2 separate regions of the Homo sapiens genome follow, and region 1 is linked to region 2. The links are chromatin contacts, found by Hi-C in ENCODE. All regions are on one chromosome and are shown on one strand. The core of a region is the stretch at or near the end of the contact, and the rest is flanking DNA. Distances in the headings are between cores, read along the strand shown.

The links. Hi-C counts contacts between places; a loop is a spot of excess contacts on that map. Pooled maps may share reads with other maps.
Region 1: a map of gastrocnemius medialis shows a loop between it and region 2 (3-fold over the local background). The contact joins the promoter of SPON2 here to the promoter of SLC49A3 in region 2. A Hi-C loop is called at or near these places in 1 of 168 maps with a recorded cell type or tissue (gastrocnemius medialis) and 5 of 50 pooled maps.

What each region holds. Positions count from the first base shown.
Region 1 is chr4:1,171,187-1,174,093 of GRCh38, forward strand. SPON2 (spondin 2) reads right to left here and starts at 1,397. Exons shown (of 6, transcript NM_012445.4): 1 at 1,358-1,397; 2 at 666-888; 3 at 77-300; 4 at 1-4. The coding sequence starts at 885. All of the region lies in intron 1 of LOC124900647 (nascent polypeptide-associated complex subunit alpha, muscle-specific form-like), which reads left to right. RefSeq lists enhancers at 577-1,292, 1,293-2,010.
Region 2 is chr4:687,347-690,587 of GRCh38, forward strand. SLC49A3 (solute carrier family 49 member 3) reads right to left here and starts at 1,805. Exons shown (of 10, transcript NM_032219.4): 1 at 1,647-1,805. The coding sequence starts at 1,781. LOC124900643 (a long non-coding RNA gene) reads left to right here. Exons shown (of 2, transcript XR_007057985.1): 2 at 126-673. RefSeq lists enhancers at 1-171, 1,120-2,068, 2,069-3,016, 2,792-2,841 and silencers at 1,592-1,761, 1,792-1,851.

The DNA.
Region 1 (2,907 bases), core at 147-2,646, 480 kb after region 2:
AGACCTGCGGCGACAGCGGCTCAGCGCGCCTGGCCCCGGCCCCCCGGACCCCGCCCCCGGCCGGCCCCGCGCTCACCAGCGAGTGCCTGCGCTGCACCTCCAGCTCCGCCGACGTCTGCCCGGTGCCGCTGGGGACGGCGGGCGCCGAAAACACCGCGTGCACGCTCTGCAGCGCCTCCCCCGCCGCCTCGATCTCCTTCATCAGCGCCCAGGCCTCGCCGCGCTCCGCAAAGTCGCGCAGCCCGTTACTGACGTACTGGTTCTTCCTCCACATGCTGTAGTCGGAGCTATGCGCGGCCCCTGCAGGACCACCCGGCCGCGCCGCGGACCATGGTCAGACACTGCGGTCGGGCTTGGATTCCAGGGGGCGCCCCAGGAAATCCCTCCCCGCCGCCCGCAGGGAACCATGGCCCCCAGTCACGTCGGACCGTGACACCCTGTGGCTGCCCCTGCCGCGACCCACCTGCGCCCTCCCCGTGAGCGCCCCCTGCCCCCACCGCATCCCCGGAACCGCACACCGCAGGCGCTCGGCAAACATTCTGGTGTTAGAGTCTCCCGACGTCAGCACGCCCCAGACTGGGAAGCGCCGCCGTGCAGCTGTGCGGGGGGCTCCGGCGCCGCAGCCCTCCTGGTGGAGCAGGAGGCGAGGAGGGGGCTGTACTTACCCAGCAGCGAAGACCACTGCGCAGGGGGGCGGAACAGGGGGTACTGCTTGGGGAAGGCCGTCTGGCTCCACTTGCCCGTGAAGGTGATGCTGTATTTGGCCAGGGCTCTGGCGGAACAGATGGACTCTCCCCCAAGAGGCTGGCCGGCGGCGCCGAGAGTGGCCAGGAGGAGAGCGCAGAGGGCCTTGCCCAGGGCGGCGGCCGGGCTGGGGTTTTCCATCACCTGGGAGCACAGAGGGGAGCAGCCGCGCGCTGGCACCGTCGTGGCAGCCTCGGGGTGGAAAGCCGAGAGGGCTGCGGCACTTTGGGCTCTGAGGACGGCCCCGAGCACCCGCGACCCCCTCCCTGCTCCGCAAAGCTCTCCTGCGGTGCTTCCGAGACCCCCATCAGCGGAATGGACGGCGCGGGGTTAGATCGCCCGTGCGCCTGCGAGCGACCAGGGGTAACGGGCAGGTTTTCAGTCCGAGTCCCTGCAGCTTGCCGGGCCGGTCTGGGTGCGGCCTCCGGGATGCCTTCGCCGTCGCAGGGACCCGGGGCCTTGGCCGACTGGCTGCCCCCGGGACTAGACCCTTAAAGCTCGGTCGCAGCCAGTCCTGGGGGTCCCTCTGGAGGTGCCACAAGGTTCTGGGCCGCGGGGAAAGTGCAGGAGGCCCGGGCCCTCTCTGGGTGTCCCGGGGGCACGCAGTACTCACCCGGCAGGAGCAGCGGGAGCGCGGCCGGCAGCGGTCGGGTCCCAGCCAGAGCCCGGAGCTCCTATTTAAGCCCGAGGCCGGCGCCCCGGGCCGGCCAATGAGGCTCCAGTTCCTCCTGTCTTCGATGCTGCACGGCCTGGCCTCCAGCGAGAGGCAGATAGGACGTGGGAGAAAGGAGGAGAAGGGGCTGCGGGGGCGGCGGGGGCTGCCGCTTTCCCAACTCGCCCTGCCCAGCGACCTTCCCCGGGTCGGATCACCCTCTTCCCCTGGCAGTGCTGCCGCACCCCTTTCTTTGTCTGTCTGTCCTATCCCTCCCCTCCCCTCCCTGTCCCCTCCCTTCCCCTCCCCTCCCCTCCTCCCCTCCCCTCCTCCCCTCCCCTCCTCCCCTCCCCCCTGTCCTCCTCCCTCTCCCCGTTTCTCTCCCGTTCCAACAAGCGCCTTCCTGGTGCCTCCCTAGGTGCCACTGAGGGGAGTTCTTTGCCCCAAGCCTTTCGGGAAAGCTCAGGGCGTGGGGGCAGAGGGGCTCTTGTTTTCACCTTCTCGAAATTAGAGCCAGCGTGCTACACCTTCTTGCGCAGGGTGTGACCTGGAGAGCCCTGTGCGTGGCCTGACTTCAGTCTACATGCTGGAAGTGGCTGGGGAAGCTCCTGGCTCCCGGCGCAGGCATCCCTGGCCTTTGGGGCCCTGGCTTTAAGTCTCTTTCCTGGCATGGCCTAAAGCTGCACAGAACAGCCTAGCGGTCTGCACTGTGGCCAGAGGGCATTTGCAAGCCATCCCTCCTGGAGGGAGGTCAGAGTGGGCTGAGGGTCTGGGGTGGAACGCGCAGGGAGTCAGGAAGAGCCACAGAAAGGGGGCCCCCCTCCCCAGGACCCCGCACAGGGCTGGGGCTGCAGGCCGGCGGTGTGTGCGGTGCAGAGCCCTCCCAGGGGCTCTAGGCTTCCCTGCCTTTGGGATGAAGCTAACAGATGCTGAAGTTGATCCTGCTCCATGTCAGGAAAATATTTATAGGTCCCCAGTCATGGGATCTGGAAACAGAGCGGAGGAAGGAGCTCGGGAATGGTCTTGCTCAATCCTTCCCGGCCTCTGCTCATCGGAATCACCCAGAGGGCTTTTAAGCTTAGACAAAACACTCTGATGTTTGGAACCCTGTTAATGTTTCACAGATTCAAAAAGAGAGAAAAAATAAATAGAAGCAACTAGGACAGAATGCAAACAGAAACAAATGATCTAACCTGTATTTTAAGCGAAAACCACAGATCAGCCACTCAATGCAGTATTTAGACTCCAGGCCCCCAGGCCAAAGACAAATTTCCACCTCCGTGCTTCTCAAATGTTTTTATCTGAGGACTCCTTCATACTCTTAAAGGTCACTGAGGGCCAGGCGCAGTGGCTCATGCCTGTAATCCCAGCACTTTGGGAGGCCGAGGCGGGAGGATCACTTGAGCCCAGAGTTTGATACCAGCCTTGGCAACACAGGGAGACCTCATCTCTACAAAACATACAAAAATTAGCTGGGTGTGGTGGAGTGCGCCTGTGGTCTCAACTAGTCA
Region 2 (3,241 bases), core at 555-3,054:
AGCTCCAGGCCACACCCTCGGACACAGCAGCCAGACCCAGGCTCCGCCCGGACAAGGTCTGACTCAGCCCACGGGACAGGACAGGGAGCTTGGGCAACAGCCGCCCTGTCTTCCTTTTTCTGCAGGACGGGGCCAGGCACAGAACGAGCTCCCCAGGCCCAGCTGGTGCCTGCCTGGCCGAGCCCGGGAGAGAAAGCCCACCCTGCGGAGCCGAGCCCGCCGCTCCAGCCTCAGCCCTGTCCTGGTTCCTCGGGGGCCTGAGTGGGGCCCACAGCTGACTCACTGAGAAGAGATGCGTCTGAAGCGTGCGGGGCAACGTGGGAGGACGATCTGTCTGACTCCCTTCCTCATCTCCCAGCCTCGACCCTGCCTGCGCTCGCCCCCTTGGGTCCTTTGAGTCTCATCCAGAGCACTGGGCTGCCTTCCGGGGTGGGTGTTGACCCAAGCTCTGCTCCGCCTGGCCCTCATGCTGCTGGTTGGAACCCGGGATCCCTGGTCACTGGCTGCAGATGAGTAACCTCCAGCCTCAAGGGCACTTGGCTGGAGTGAACATGGTGCTTACGGCTCACTGTGGTGACCCAGGCAGAGACCATGACGACTCTTGGTGTCAGGGTGAGATTTCTGTGTGCTCCATGATGACTCGTGGATATTAATAAAACAGTGAAGAACTGCAGCAGGAGGCCCTTGACTGTCCAAGGAACGCCCCACACCTACGACACCCACTGACTCTTGGACCATGAAACCAGCCCTGCACCCTCAGACACTCCACCCAAAGCCAGTTATGGCTTCCCCAGTGCCTGGACATGGTGGGCCAGGACGCCAAGCCACAGCAGTGAGTTACGGCTCGTGCCAGCATTGTGGGCAGCAGGCAGCCCCTGGGCCCATCCAGCAGATCCCGGGCCTGTCTCGGCCAGAGGCTGGCCCTCCATACCCAGCCAGCAAAGGAGGAGGGGAGAGGCCCCGGGGTCCACCTGGAAGAGCCCTGACCCAGGCCTGAGAGTGACTCCTGCCCCTGCCCCCGAGCTTCCTGACCATCCCCGTGACCTGGCGCCTCCCTGAGCTGTGGGTCCTGCTGCCAACTCTAGCTGTTCATTGCACGTTGGCCAGATACTGCCTGACCAGTTCCTGAGGCTCCGGGGGATGGCTGATGAGGGCACACAGGGCGGGAAAGGCTGCAGCGTGCAACACCTGAAGGGGGTGGGGGCAGGACGGAACCCAGCCCAGCCCAGGAGCCGCCCCTCACTCAGAGTCAGGTGGAGGGGAGGGCGGCTCCAAGCGCGCCTCTGCTGTGTGCCTGCTGTCCTGGGGCTGGGAGGCGTGGAAGGAGAGAGGGCCAACGCAGGGCCACCTGTATGTGACTGGCTGGGGAAGAGGGACCCAGGCTGGAGCCACTGAAGGCTGGGAAGGGCTGGGACTCCGTGACTGGCAGATCCCCCGGGGCACCCAGCCCTGCTCTGTGCCCTGGGCCCAGCCACCTCCAGGACAGACAGTGCCCCCAGTGCCCGCAATCCCTAGCCACCTCCAGAAGGCACCCCCCGCCCCCAGCCAGCACCTGGCACCTCGGGCTGTGGCCACAGGAAAACAAAACCCGGCTGGTCCGAGGGACTGAGGGTCCCGGAGCCACCTGTCCCCGCCCCTGCCCCTACCGTGGCGTTGGAGCAGTTGAGCAGGCTGATCGCGAGCAGGAACACCCAGCGGCGCGCGTAGGTGCGGTGGCCCCGCTGCGCGCACAGGGCCCGGGGCTCGGCCAACCCCGTCTCGGCCTCCGTCGGCCCCGCCATCGTCGGCGGCCTCCACGGGTCTCCGCCGGTCCCGCCGGCCGCCCGGGCTTAAGGACCTTCCCGCGTGGGCCGGGACCGCCTGCGGGCGGAGGTGGGGCCGGGCCGGGCCGGGCCACGGGGGGCCAGTTCCGCCCCAAGGACTACGGAGGAGGGTCCCGCCCCGTCCCAGTTAAAGGAGACCCAAAAAAGCGGGGGAAGGGCGGGCAAAGGTGAAGTTGGACCCTCCTCCTTCGGCCTCAGGCTGGAAGTCCCTGCCACAAAAACCGAATGTCCCTTCCGGGAAGGGCCCCGGTCACAGCCTGTGTGCTTCTCAGCAGGAAAGGCGGCCTGGAAGTCACTCTGCCCAGCAGAAGCTCTGCACTTCCTGAAGGGGGCTGTGGACCCCAAGTTCCTGAGGTTCAAGCCAGCCACAGGGAGGGGCCAGAGGCCAGCCTGGAAGAAGAGGCTGGGCTGGCTTTGCGCAGAGCCTCAAATCAGACCAGTCCCTCTACAGCCCCTGCGGGAAGCAGGCATGGGGTAGGAGGGCGAGGGGCTGCAGGCCAAGGCTGGAGGGAAGGCCAGAAAGGCCTGTGGGCCCCACCCTGGGGTAGGCAGTCCGCCACACACGCACCGGATTGTTACCTGCATTTTACAATGGAGGACACGGCTCTCAGAGGAGTAGGCACAGGTTTCTGTTTGTTTAGGATGGAGAGGCCTGTGTGTTGGAAGGCAGAGGAGGGAGTTTCGGCTTAGTCTTTTCTGCAAGAACCTGCTGATCCCACAACTGTGCCTGGCCCACCCTGGGGGAACCCAAGAGGCTCCAGGCCCTGTTGCTGAGGCCAGTATAGGGGTGGGGTGGAGGCTGGCCTGGTCAGACGTGCAAACAGGATTTCCCCCAAACAGGGAGGCTCTCTTGACCCTTGAAACCATCCCCGTTTCCTGAACAGTATTATTCGTGGTTTTTGTCTTAAACATTCATCTCCTTTGCCAGGGCCTGTCCATTTTCCACACCTGAGTCTGAACAGGCTAATGATGAGGCCCCAGCTTTCACTGTGCAGTCTTCTGCAGGGATTGTGTGTGTGTCTCAGATAGAGCTCTCCACTTTGGGATTTTTTTTTTTTTGTAGAGTCTCATCCAGTAACAAAGAGAAAATGGAGCTCACCCGGGGTGTCCTGAGATGGGTGGGCCCCAAGGGGGTTCCATTCTCTGAGACGTGTGATGGAGCCCTGTGGTCCTCACTCTCTTTATCTCCTCTGCCTTCCCCACCGTCTAGCCTCCCCCCTCATCTTTGTTCCCCATTCCCCCACCAGTTCCTTCTGTTCTCCTTCTCCTCACCTCTTGCTCGCCCTGCCCTGAGGACCCAGCCCCCTCACAACCTTCCTCCATAGTCCAGTGCCAATGTTGGCCTAGGGCCTTCAACATCCCCTAACCCCACCTGGCAGAGGGGGAGTTGCAGTGCAGGCTTCCCTGTTGAGGGACCT